2 separate regions of the Homo sapiens genome follow, and region 2 is linked to region 1. Evidence: chromatin contacts called from ENCODE Hi-C or POLR2A ChIA-PET data. All regions are on one chromosome and are shown on one strand. Each heading gives the region's core, a stretch centred on a gene start or an enhancer-like site at or near the end of the contact. The rest is flanking DNA. Distances are from core to core; before and after follow the strand shown.

Region 1 (6,913 bases), core at 4,051-6,550:
CTGGACCTGCCTGGCACATAGTAGTTGTGCAATAAACATTTGTTTAATGATTGAATAAATGGATGAGTGTTTTGCTTTCTAATCATTTCATCTCCTCCCTTTATATCAGGTTCTTTGTTGTCATCATTCCCTATGCCCTTAACTTGCTATTTCTAATCTGTTGTGGGTCGAGAAACTTAAAATAAATTACATAGATAAGAGAAATTGTAATATAGCTCAGTAGAACTTCTAGAACTTTCTGCATGATGGAAATGTTCTATGTACCCTGTGTACTTACCACTTTTGAACATTTGAAGTACAGCTAGTTTAGCTAAGAAACTGAGCTTTAAATTTTATCTAATTTTAATTAATTTAAATTAAATAAAATAACTTTATGTGACCATTGGGTACTGTACTAGACAGCACAGGTTTTGAACTAAGTGCTAAATAAAAGAAGGACTTGTCTGAGGGCCAGGGGATGGAGATTTTGAAAACTGTGCAGTCTTTTTTTTTTTTTAACTTCCACCCTGTTATGAACGAGTAATGAAGCAGGTCACAGGGCTCTGCAGGATGCATAGGAGTGGAGTTGGGCAGGTTGATTTGGCTCAAGTTGCACAGTTTTGCCTCAGTGATAATATTTAGAAGGGCTGAAAGTGACAAGTGGAAAAAGCTCTGTCAGGGATGTTCAGAGGCCAGGTGAAGCCAGAGGAAAAAGCTGGTCTATTCAGGGAGACATCCAGCATGACCTGACACCTTCTATCCCTGATCACTCAAGGCGGACAGCACTGCAGTTACGTGGAGTTGTGTTTGTGTTTGTTTGTGTGCATTTTTTTTTTTGAGATGGAGTTTCACTTTTGTTGCCCAGGCTGGAATGCAATGGCACAATCTCAGCTCACTGCAACCTCTGCCTCCCAGGTTCAAATGATTCTCCTGCCTCAGCCTCCCAAGTAGCTGGGATTACAGGCATGCGCCACCATGCCTGGCTAATTTTGTATTTTTAGTAGAGATAGGGTTTCTCCGTGTTGGTCAGGCTGGTCTTGAACTCCCGACCTCAGGTGATCTGCCTGCCTCGGCCTCCCAAAGTGCAGGGATTACAGGCGTGAGCCACCTCAACCGGCCCATTTGTGTGCATTTTAAATCCCCAGACTTTCTCACGATATTTTTTAACACAGGGCTTCAAGCAATCAGTATGGTTTAAAAGCTCTTCTGTCTCTATCCTAAAGAGAAAGAATCACCCTACCTTAGTCAGGAGGTCTATTATCTGACTACTAAGGAGCATTTCTGGAGCTTCTATGTCCTGCAGGGATGATTTGGAGGCTTTCTGAGTAGAATGGAGGCAGCTGTGCTCACTGGAGGGAGTCCACCCTTTGCATCTTTGTCCTAGGTTCCCCTGGAGCTAGAACAATCTCAGCCATCTAGACCTCAAGGAACTCACACTGAATTCAATGTCTATTGTCTGCAGAAATGGCATCTGCCGATCTCTATGCAGGGAAAGAGTCTCAGTGGCTGAATATTGTCACATACATATCTTTTTTGCTGGTCTAGAGGACATTGCTTATATGCGACCTGCAGGCGCACACCACTGATCTCACCCACTTACTTCCTAATAAAAGAAACAAATTTGGTCTTAACCACACACACTGTAGCACCAGGTCCTGTTTCATGATCAAATCCATGCAATTCTTCTGTTTTCAAAATATATATCTATATCTATGCATAGATATAGATGCATATGTGTATGTAATATAAAAGCAATAATTGATCATTAAAGAAAATGTAAAGATGAACAAAGGCATTCAAATACCCTTATCCAAAGACAACCTCAGTTAACACTTTGTTGTATTTCTTACCTGCCAGTCCTCTATGCATAGATGAGGGATTTTCCCTTCTTAACCTTGTTGCAAGCGTTTTATATTCTGCATCTTTCTTTTTGTTATATCATGAGCATTTTCCTTGTAATCATACAGACTTAGCAGATATCTTTTGTAAAGCCTGCAAAGTATTCTGTTAAGTGGAGTTAACATACATACTTAATCATTCCCCTCTTGGAAAAGCATTTATTTTCTAACACTGCCCTTTTATAAATTATGATAGCAAATAATTTTGTGTTCAAAGGCTTGTCTCCACACATACCAGCTTTGGAATATTCTCCTTGAGATAGAAGCGTAGAAGTAGAATATCTGAGTCCAGAGTCATGAGCATGTATTAAAATTAAAGTCACATATTTCCAAGAGTCAAGGTTCAGGGTAAACGAGCAAAGCCAAGTTCACAAGCTGATAATCATTTGACCTCAGTATTCTAGCTCAGAATTTCCCAAACATAAGACCTGCTGCAACAGGAGTGCCCGGGCATTTATTTACAACCCAGATTCCCAATGAAATAGGAGAGTTCCCTGACCCCCTCCTGGGACTTTTGACAGGAGTGTGGCTCATTTGCTTGGCTGCAACACCTCAAACCCTTTACAGGAGGGAGAGCATGCAGACGGGCAGGTGCAGGAGCCGGGGTAAGCGCTTTTGGGCTCCGGCCTCATGGTAGCATCTAGGGAGGTGTTACAAAAATGCTCTTTCAGTACTTACCAGCCACGGATGGCTAAGTGGTAAACCAGCTCAGTGTATAGTCAGGGTGCCGTCCTTTTATACCCTGCCCTCTTGGTACCTGGGTCCTTGTTTGGTGGCCAGAAAGAATCAGGTCACATGGACTTGAAGGATGGTGAATATGGGGATTTTTATTGAGTGAAGGGGGTGGCTCTCAGTGGGATGGAGTGGGAAAATGATCTTCCCATGGGGTTTGGCTGTCCTGCGGCCAATCTCCTCTCTGACCATCCCCAGCCAAGCTCCTCTTGATGTTCAGACACTCCTTCTCTTCTCTCCTTCTCTGCTACACCAATCTGCTGCTCTGCTGCTCATGGAGTCTGGGGTCTGGGGTTTATATGGGTACAGGATAGGAAGGCAGGCATGGCAGGCCAAAAGGCCACATTTGGGTATGAAAACAGGAATGCCTGTTCCCATTTAGGGCTGCAGATTTCCAGGCTTCAGCATGGGGCCTTTGCCAGAGACCTGCCCTCTTCTGCCCAGTATTTCCCTGCCTTCTGTCTATATTAGCAGGACCCACCTCAGACTTACTGATTCGGAATATGCTGGGTTGAGCATGAATGGAATGCTAACAGTCTCTAGGTGAGTGTTTAATAATCACTGCTTCTGGACAAAGGAACCTCCAGGCAGAAACACATTTTGAGGAACAACTTTACAAGCCCTTCTGTTTATCTGCGATTAAAACTGCAGATAACAGGCCTAATCCTAACCCTGCCACATGGCAGGGAAAAAAACTCATAATAGCAACCAGTATACTTCTTAGTTCCTTATTGTACTCATTTAATCATCACATATAAAAATATGAAAATTCACATCCCACTGATCAAAAATGCTTCGCCTTATATGACCTTTGGAAGTTAGCCATTTCCCATGTAGATGTTCACTCTTTTTCTCAGTATTTCCCTCACTAAGACTGTCTACAATTTCCTCTGCTAAGACTCTAGGGTCTTATTTCCTCTTTATTGGAGGATAGAGAGTCTCATCTGTTTTAATTATAAATCTCAAAGACTTCACTAGAATTTTAGTAATATAACAATGCCACCAAATCTAAAGTATTTGGAACCGTTGATGAGATCCTCTAAAAAAGAAAAGCAAACCTGACTTAAACCCAGGATGGGCAAAACACTCAAAACTCACCCTCTCCCTGAAACCCACTGTGTTTCCATGGTGTTCCTTTGATCAGGGAACAACGAATTCACACAAACCAAAATTGAGAAACAAAGAAAGAGAAATCATGTCAAAAGCAGAGACCAATTTTGAAGCATTCAGGAGGACATGAGGCCAAGATGGGTGTGATCCTAAAGGCTACCACCCAATAAGGCTTAAGGGGAACAACTTGCCTCCCACATCTTAGCCCTGGGTCAAAAGTCTCTTTCTCAAAGGAAGCACTACAAAGCGGTGAAAAGGTGTCCTTTGTGAGAAGTTCTAATTTGTCTTTTGTGAGAAGTTCTAGTGCTACTATAAATCACTGTGGACCATAAAGAGGGCCTCAGTGGAGGTGTCCCTGAGCTGCTTGAACTTGATGAGTCCTGAAAAAAAGAAACTTCCACCAACGAAGGTCAAGGGAGGACTACGATCCATTTTTAATCACTTGAAGTGGTTAAAGGGCAATAGCTCTGGTGGCACAAAATCACCCAACAAAAATGAACCTGGCACCTGTGCTGTCCTGGTAGCTGAGAAATTTTTAAGGAAGCATTCCTCAAAAGCAGGATGCATTGAGACCCAGAGGCTGAGGTTCAAGGTTAAAGGGTCCAGGTTGGGAAAGAATGACATTTAACTATCTAGTTTCCTTTTTTTGTGTTTGTTTTTTGTTTGTTTGTTTTTTGACAGTGTCTCACACTGTCTCCCAGGCTGGAGTGCAGTGGCGCCATCTCAGCCCACTGCAAGCTCTGCTTCCCGGGTTCAAGTGATTCTCCAGCCTCAGTCTCCAGAGTAGCTGAGAGTACAGGTGCATGCCACCAAGCCTGGCTAATTTTTGTATTTTTAGTAAAGACAGGGTTTCACCATGTTGGCCAGGCTGGTCTCAAATGCCTGGCCTCAAGTGATCCACCCACCTCGGCCTCCCAAAGAGCTGGGATTACAGGCATGAGCCACCACACCCAGCCTAGCTTCCTTTTAATATTGGCCTAACAGTCAGCCAAATCCAGATGAGTCTGGTATAAAAATGAGAAGATAGCCAGGGCTGCTGGTGACCTGGTGAGGTCATGGATGTAACTTCAAATTAAGAAAGTCACTCAGGTTTTAAAATCGCCCTACCCACCTCTCCAATCATCCTCAGGCTGTCCTGGTACAGTACACCAGCTCCAGCATCCAATTCATAATTGCTCCCAGATGATAACAGAGGCAAGGGAAGAGAAGCCAGGAGCAGGCTATCATGATATAGCTCATTTTCCAACTTCATATTATTAAGACGTCCCTTCTCTTTAGAATATAAAAGACCCAGAGAATCCCAGGCCTGACCTCCAAAGATTCCTAGGGTGGAGCCCAGGAATCTGTGAGGTTAGCAAGACCCCATCCCTACCAAGGGATTCTGATATTGGTGGTTTAAGGACTTACCGTGACCAAAACCCTCTCCCAGAACCCCATGTCTGGCTCCACTCATGGACCCCAAACAGAACACATGTAGTCAGGGTTGAGCAACCCGGAGATAAGCTCTGTGCTCCTGGGGTGAAAAGGCCATGGTTTTGTGGTCGTTCTTTTGGAATGCATTGCAGAAGGAGGACTAAGCATTTGTTCTTCATGCACGCAAGCTGATGACTCAATTCTGACAGCAGGCTTCTTGTAAGACGGCCTCCGCCAGGCTCCATAAGCAAAAGATTTAGTCAAGTGTGTTAATTCAGGTAGGGCTGTAATTAACTGACTATGGCTTCATCTCACCCTCAGAGTGTCCTTTTTAGATTGTATTATTGTTCCCAAATATTAATTCTCCTCTCTCCACTCCACCAGAGCTGCTGCCAACACAGCTTTCAAGCAATATAAGCAAGAGATAAATGTTTATTCTTTTAAACCATTGAGTTATTGAGGCTGTTTGTTATTGTAGCAAAAACTGGCTAACATAACCCTGTTTTGACAGGTACAGGAGTAAAGGACATTCTTTCACCTAACATACTTATTTTAAAGACCTACTGTGTGTCAGGGATTATTCAAGAATAAATGTTCAAACCTTACAAATACAGAATTTGACCACACCTTCCAACTCAGCTTTAGTCTCTTCTTCAATGGAAACAAATCATGTTACTCTTCTACTTAGAATTCTTCAAGCATTCTCCAGCTAACTCAAATTAAAGCTTAAGTCCTCTATAATGGCCTGCAGGACCCTACACACAGTCTGGCTCTCATATCCCCCATGACCCCATTTTCTACTACTCCCTATGTCCACTTTTCCAGCTGCCCTGGCCTACTTGCTGTTCCTTGAATACACTGAGCATGCTCCTACCTTAGGGCTGTTGCACCTGCTGTTCTTTCTTCTTTGGCCACTGTTCCCCACAATATGACAGGGCTCACTTCCTCACCTCCTTTAATGTCACCTATCAAATGTCACCTTCTCACTGAAGCATTCCTTGACCACCCAATTTGAATTGTAACTCTCCCCATGCCCTCCCTATACCTCTCCCCACCACATCTCTCTCCACTACACTCATCACCATCAAAATGGTGTGTATCAGCAGTTCTCAGAGTATGCTGTACAAGCCCTGAAGGTTTCTGAGACACATCAAAAGAATTTTCGTAATAACATGAAGCCATTACTTGTCCTTTTTCCCTTGCAGTATATGTCCTTTCTCTCTTACACTTGCAGTATGTCTTTTAATACTCTGAAAAATATACATAAAGGTCTTTTGCCACCTACCAAACTATGACAGTTGTCTCAAGGAAAAGTACTTGTATTATTGTTTGAGTTGCAAGCTGAACTGGCTGTTTTCTTTTTTTTTTTTTTTTAATGGATTTTTCTTTTGATCTTCACAGAAACCCTTTTTAGGGATTAATTGTTTTTATTCCCATTTTATGGTTGAAGAAACTAGAGCATAGAGAGTTTAAGCAAAATGCTTGCCTAATAAGCACCAGAGCTAGGATGAAAATGCAGGTTTATTCATTAGTTACATCATTAAGTTACCTTTAAAATTCTGGCTGGGTGTAGTGGCTCACGCCTGTAATCCCAACACTTTGGGAAGCTGAGGTGGGCGGATCACCTGAGGTCAGAAGTTCGAGACCACTCTGATGGTAGTTTCTTTTGCTGTGCAGAAGCTCTTTAGTTTAATTAGATCCCATTTGTCAATTTTGGCTTTTGTTGCCATTGCTTTTGGTGTTTTAGACATGAAGTCCTTGCCCGTGCCTATGTCCTGAAT
Region 2 (6,209 bases), core at 2,961-5,460, 42 kb after region 1:
CACAGTCTTGCTGTACAAACACAGGTCTGTGTGGAGGTTGGGGGCTTTCAGGTGCACAGAGTTGGGTTCCTCAGCCTCCTTAACTCCCTTTCTCAGCCCTCCACATGGTCTCTGGCCCTTAGCCTGCTTTGCTAGCCTTCTGAGCATGAAGACTACATGACATTTTGTGAACCTTTTGTTAGCTAGAATTTAAGCCCAGTGAAAACAGGGACATTGCTTATTTCATTCTCTGCTGTATCACCAGGGCCTCAACAGTGCCTGGAGTATAGTAGATTCTTAATAAATACTTGTTGATTGAACACCATGTAATCATCATAGTCTAGAAACACAACTCTAAATGCAATAAACAGATCCAGCTGCATGTTGTTTGGTCATCCAGCACTCCAGTTATTTATCGAACCTATGCAATATTGGGTACATATTTATACTTTGAAAAAATGTGTTTCTTGTTTATCTGATATTCAAATTTAACTGTGCATCCTGTATTTTATCGGGTACCCTCATAGGAGATTGACATTTTCATCCTGCCTATTTCATAGATGAAGAAACTAAAGCAAAGATGGGTTAAAAGTTTTCACACAATTTCAGAGTTAGAAGAAATCTTTGCTGCCGTTTTGGATTAATTGCTTAAAACGAGGAAGTAGAGGCCAGTGAGAGAAAGTGACTTACTGTTTAGTGACACAGCTGAGAATAGAAGTGAGAACAGAGAGAACAGCGTCTCCTCTCTCCTAGTTATCCCTTCAGGATCCTGATCACTCAGTCACAGAACAAATATGTATAAGAACCTACTGTGTGCCAGGTGCTACACTATATTCTAAGACACAGCCAAACCAGGCAGAGTCCCTACCTGAAGGAGCAGATCGGGCTGTGGACTCTCTGTCCTCCCACAGAGTCAGTGGGAGAGCACACGGGGTGTAGATCTCACCAAAACAGACTGCCTCTCTGTGCATATCAAAACCCAGATGGCAGATCAGATTAGGGCGGAAATCCAAAAGAGCTGCACAGCAGACATCCACCAGCTATAGTTAGCACTGATTTGCTTATAAAGCTTTCACCCTCATTCACAAGAAGGTGGACTAGAGGCTGGCGGTGAGCCATTGCCACGCAGCAGTTGAGTGCAAACTTTCTACCACAGCACTTCTTTCTCTCTGCTTTGCCACCCCCATCCCCCTCATACATATGGTTGGTTTTTGAAGGGAGAGATGCTGCTTCTTGAGGTGAAGGAAGTGGGATTTAACTAAATATTGGTTATTCTGGTTCCTTCCACGTCTAGAAATATCTTTGCAAAGGTCACTTGAAAAAAAAATGTAACTAACAAGCATTTGAGAAGTGTTCAGGCTCTCTAGAAATTTTTTTAAACCTGCAAATTAAAATAATAATGAATTACTATTTCTCACTTATAAAATTGTCAAAGTATTCTTTTGCTAACGCTCATTGTGAACAAGATTGCCAGGAGAGAAGCATTCTAATATACTGATTCTAGTTGAGTAGATCAGTACAGCCTGTTTAGAAAGCAACTTAGAAACATGTATGATAATGTTTAGTGAGAAAGGGAAATTGCCAAATCACATTATTCAGATGAGTGCCACTGCTTACAGGAAAATGTGTACAATAAAGATTGGGAGAAAATACATGGTGATGTTAGGCATGTGAGGCATGTACTGGGATTGTAATTTTCTTAATTTTCAAAGATTTCTGCAGTGACTATGCATGGATATGCCTTCCCTCATCACTGACTTTTGAGCCCAAAGTGACTGCTTCCTACCAAGCCTAGTATCAAGGTCTTCTGACCACTTTCTCTTCAATCTTGTTGCTGAGTTAAGCTGAATAACTTGGCTGGTAACTATGCACCTTGAAAGTCCAGTTGTTTGGGCATTTTCTGGGGGGATGGGGTGGGGTTCAGTTAACTTTTTTTACATCCATTTAGTATTCTCCACCACTGACACCCCCCAGCCTGGGGCTTAGGCTTCCTCTGTGGAAGAGTTGAAGTGTGCATCTGGCTATGGGAACATGTGGCTCATTTGCAAATAAGAGTTTCAGACCCTCTCCTTAAAAGCTATTCCTTTCACTGTCTTCCCCTTCTCCATAAATGGCCTTCTGTGTGTTCAGCCAAACACCCAGGACTAATCCTTGACCCTTCTCTTTCCCTCAATTCCCACATCCAATCTGTCAGCAATTGTTGTCAACTCTACCTTCAAAATATACCCAACATCTGACCATTTCTGTCTCTAGGCAGTGGCCCAGCTGTTGATGGCTGAGCTGAGATCAGAAAACAGGTCTTCTGAGTTCCAGGTCAACACTTTCTCTGCCACACCTAAAGCCTACTAGATTTGGATGGACTATTTAGAATGCATCTCCCAACCCCTCTCAGCCACTCCCTATGACTTGCCCCAGGAAAACCCTTTGCCTAATTCTTGGTCCCCCTTTAATACATTTTAGGTAATATCTAAATTTATTCATTGATTCATTCAAGAAATACTTATTGAGCACCTACTGTGTGCCAGGCAGGATGCTCCATAGTGCACAAAACCAAGCCTAAATTCTGTCCTCATCATGGGACAGATGATGTGCAGAAAATAGTCATACAAAACAAATGTGTGATTGCAACAGTGACAGAATCTACATGTTATAAGCTAAACATACAAGAGGAGGATAAAAAATCCCTTCTAAATATGAGGATCTGACCTCTGGAAGGTTCTTTGAGGGAACTCTGCTTGAGTGGAGTTCTGAAGGATTAGTAATTAAGTAGGAGGGAGGAGAGAACACTGAAGCATGAGCAAGGGCCTATGGCAGGAGGGAGTATTGCAAATGTGTGGAACATCTGGAGAAAGCCAGTGTGTCTGGAGTGGAGAGAGCCAAGGGAAGAAGGCATGAGGTATAATGATGCTCAGGAGAGGAGTACTATATGATTTACACTGCCAGTTATCACTCAATATCTATTCTCCCCTTCTTCCTCCATTTTTGGTGGGCTATGGCCACTTGGAAAAAAATATTATTACATTTTCCAGCCTCTCTTTCAGCTACCTGTAGCCATGTGACTAAATTCTGCACAGAAGGATGCAAGTAGAAGTGCTGTGTGCAATTCCTCCTTCCTGTGAGCTGAGATTTGGTTGCAATGGCTGGAGCTCAAGCAGCCCTCTTGGATTGTGAAGTGAAAACTGCATACTAAGGATGACAGAGCAGATAACTCAAGTAGTCTGAGTCCCCCATCACTTTAAGGAGTTGCTGTGCCAATCCTCACTGGTTGAAATGCAGACTCTTCACATAGAAAAGAAAACCTTATCTATTCAAACCCCTATTAACTTGGGTTTTCTGTCACTCATAGCCAAACCAAATCTTGATCTACATGACCTTGTCAGACTTGTTAGAGGTTTTGCCTTTATCCCAAGAGCAATGTGAAGCTTTGAAAGAGTATTAAGCTTAAATGTGCATATGCGTGTATGTGTCATGATCAGTTTTATATTTTGAAAATTTTACCTGCCTGCCGGTGGCAGGTTGGGAAGACAAGGGTAGAGAGAATAGAAACAGTAGAAACAGGAGGTTGCAGTTGCAGGTGAGAAATTATAAAATGGCAGTGGCTTTTGCTAGGGTTGTGGCTCTGGAGATACAGAGAAGTAGATTCTAGAGATAGTTGGGATGTGGAAACAACAGGACTTACTATTGTTAGGGATGTGACGCAGTGTGGGGAAAGAAGGCCTCAGAGAAATGGGTCCCCTACCTGGCTGGGGCTTCAGTGCAAGGTTCCAGAAATCCTGGCTCCAGAAGGGGAACTTTCCCTTTCTTATTCTTTGGAATATGGGTGGCCCCTTCCCAGCCCACACCCAGCCCTCGAAAATAGCTCAGCTCTGACACACCTCACCAGAGGCAGCCCTCAGAAACATTTTCCCAGGAACCTGGAAGGAGGAGAAAGTCGATAGCCTTGGGGGACTGGAAGAGAAGAGGAATGGAAAGAGGAACAGACCTGTCTTCAGGAGAAGCAACATCTCCCTGCACTGCAACCAGGCCATTGCCTTTGATGGTTCAGACTTGGCTAAGTTGCTGCCTGCTCTCTTCAGAAGCACCGGCATACAAAAGGGAGGGCTGAGTGTCTGATGAACTCAGCCCAATAATATTCACTTCTTTTATTTTCCAGGAATGTCATGAGACCCACAGGGCAATCTTCTGGTTTTAAGACCTGGTGAGTCAAGTCTACAAATACCTCTGACTCAATCTGATCCCAAGTTCTCACCAGGCATCTCCTAGGAACATGGCTCAGCAGGAGAGCTGGAACTGACCAGCCCTCTGCAGGGAACAGGAGGGTTGGTTTCTCTGCTTTGGGGTTTGGGGAGGGAGGGGGTGAGAAGGGCTGGCTGCAGTGGAAATGATGGGATTCTTGACTTGACACTGACCATGCTCACAATAAGAGCTGACATTTATTGTGTACTCTCTAACTCCAAGCCATGCGTTATCTCTTCTAATCTTCACAGAAAACTAGAAGTGGTTTCTGTCATCAATCCCATCTTACCATTGAGGAAATTGAGGCTCGGCTATGTTAGGAACCCTGGTCACTGGCACAGAGCTGTGATATGAACCAAGGCAGCTGATGCCAAGGCTATTCCATGTGAGGGAGGGCATGTGCTTTCTAGAGTTTTTGCAGGCATGGGAGGAGGACTGAGGAAAGCTAATATTTGAGGAGGGTCTGCTACACTCTAGGCCAGTTATATGCCACCTTGACTGCACATTAAAATCACCTGGGGAGTTTTATAAACACTATCGGTGCCCCTGACCAATTAAATCAGTATCTCTAGGAGTCATACCCAGACATCCTAGGTTTTAAAAGTTCTCCAGGTGATTCTAATATGCAATAAGGTCTGCTCAATAAAAGCAAGTTTCATGTTTTTTATTTTTTTTTCATTTAATGACCCTATATCCATTTGTAAATGGGGAAGCTGAGGCTCACAGAATTTGGATGGCTTGCACAAACCCCATGGCTGATAAGACCCATGTCTTGATCTATATCTGGCTGATTCCAACACCCATGTTTGTTCAGTTCATTCCATTCTCTCTCATATTTGGGCATCCTCTATTTTGAAAACATGTGATTTTTTTCTATTATAAATTTCTTTTACAATTTTCATTTTGTTTGTTCAAGTCCAAGTGCTGTTTAGGTCAGCTGCCTGAGAGTAGCAATGCAGTCTATAGCCACTGAGTCAGGAGGGTTGGCCCAGGGGCAGCTGAAACCACGGCCTTGGCTTCATCCAGGCTCTGCTGCAGCCAATGGACCAGGATCTCCGAAGAGATGTCCAGGAGCCCTGGCTGGGAGGTGCCCACTGACTCTCCCAGGCAGAATACTGGCCATCTTCTGTGGCTTTGACCCCTAAGGGGCCACCATCTGAGAATGAGAAGGCCCAGCCCTGGGGAAATCCCTAGTCTCTGTTTCTAGCAGTGCTAGTGATTTCCCAAGGAGTGACATTAGAAAAGTCATCACACATTTATTTCTGTATATATCATTCAGAGCCTAATTTTCTGGTGGCTGAGGGTTGAGCTCATCAGAAACAGACTTCATCATCAATTGATAATAAAGCCAAGTCAAGACAAGGGAGAAGGGCAGCCATCCAGATGGATTCAAGCAGCCAAGAGGTGCTTCTGCTCAAAGACTACCTTTAAAGAAGGGAAGAGAAAGAAGTGAGAGCAGATACCTGTACACCCATGTTCATAACAATATTATTCACGAGAGTCAAAAGGTGGAAGCAACCCAAGTGCCTATCCATGAATGAAAGAATAAACAAAATGTGGCACAAACATACAATGGAATATTGTTCAGCTTTAAAAAGGAAGGAAATTTTGATATATGCTACAAGATGGATAAACTTGGAGACCTCTGCCAAGTGAAATAAGCCAGTCACAAAGGCCAGTACACAAAACATTGTATGATTTCTTTTGTATGAAGTTCCTGGAGTGGTCAAATTGATAGAGACAGAAAGCAAAATGAGGGGGAGTTAGTGCTTAAAGGATACAGAGCTTCTGTTGGGAAGGATGAAGTTCTGGTGATGGTTGCCCAACTGTGTGAATGTACTTAATGCCACAGAACTATGTACTTAAAAATGGTTAAAATAGTAAATTTCATGTTGTGTATACTTTACCACAATAAAAAGGTGGAGGAGAAGTTTGACACCTTAATTCACAATTTTGTCCAAGCACTTGAAAGATCTATATATGGCATTACCATA

Evidence for each region. Hi-C counts contacts between places; a loop is a spot of excess contacts on that map. ChIA-PET counts read pairs that join two places held with the same protein, here RNA polymerase II (POLR2A). Pooled maps may share reads with other maps.
Region 2: a map of mammary epithelial cell shows a loop between it and region 1 (2.6-fold over the local background). The contact joins two enhancer-like sites. A Hi-C loop is called at or near these places in 4 of 168 maps with a recorded cell type or tissue (IMR-90, MCF 10A, endothelial cell of hepatic sinusoid and 1 more), 1 of 37 single-sample maps with no recorded cell type and 4 of 50 pooled maps. POLR2A ChIA-PET finds 5 or more read pairs at or near these places in 6 of 52 experiments (AG04449, AG04450, GM10248 and 3 more).

What each region holds. Positions count from the first base shown.
Region 1 is chr6:45,696,163-45,703,075 of GRCh38, reverse strand. No RefSeq gene overlaps it. Among named protein-coding and RNA genes, the nearest start is that of RUNX2-AS1, 120 kb to the right of the region's middle. RefSeq lists an enhancer at 1,064-1,571. Within about 2 kb of position 5,300, at least 2 of the 41 ENCODE cell types and tissues checked have a DNase peak (open chromatin) inside an H3K27ac peak, as active enhancers do; they include PC-3, where a contact is called at or near this core.
Region 2 is chr6:45,653,997-45,660,205 of GRCh38, reverse strand. No RefSeq gene overlaps it. Among named protein-coding and RNA genes, the nearest start is that of RUNX2-AS1, 80 kb to the right of the region's middle. RefSeq lists an enhancer at 3,311-4,510. Within about 2 kb of position 4,210, at least 2 of the 41 ENCODE cell types and tissues checked have a DNase peak (open chromatin) inside an H3K27ac peak, as active enhancers do; they include PC-3, where a contact is called at or near this core.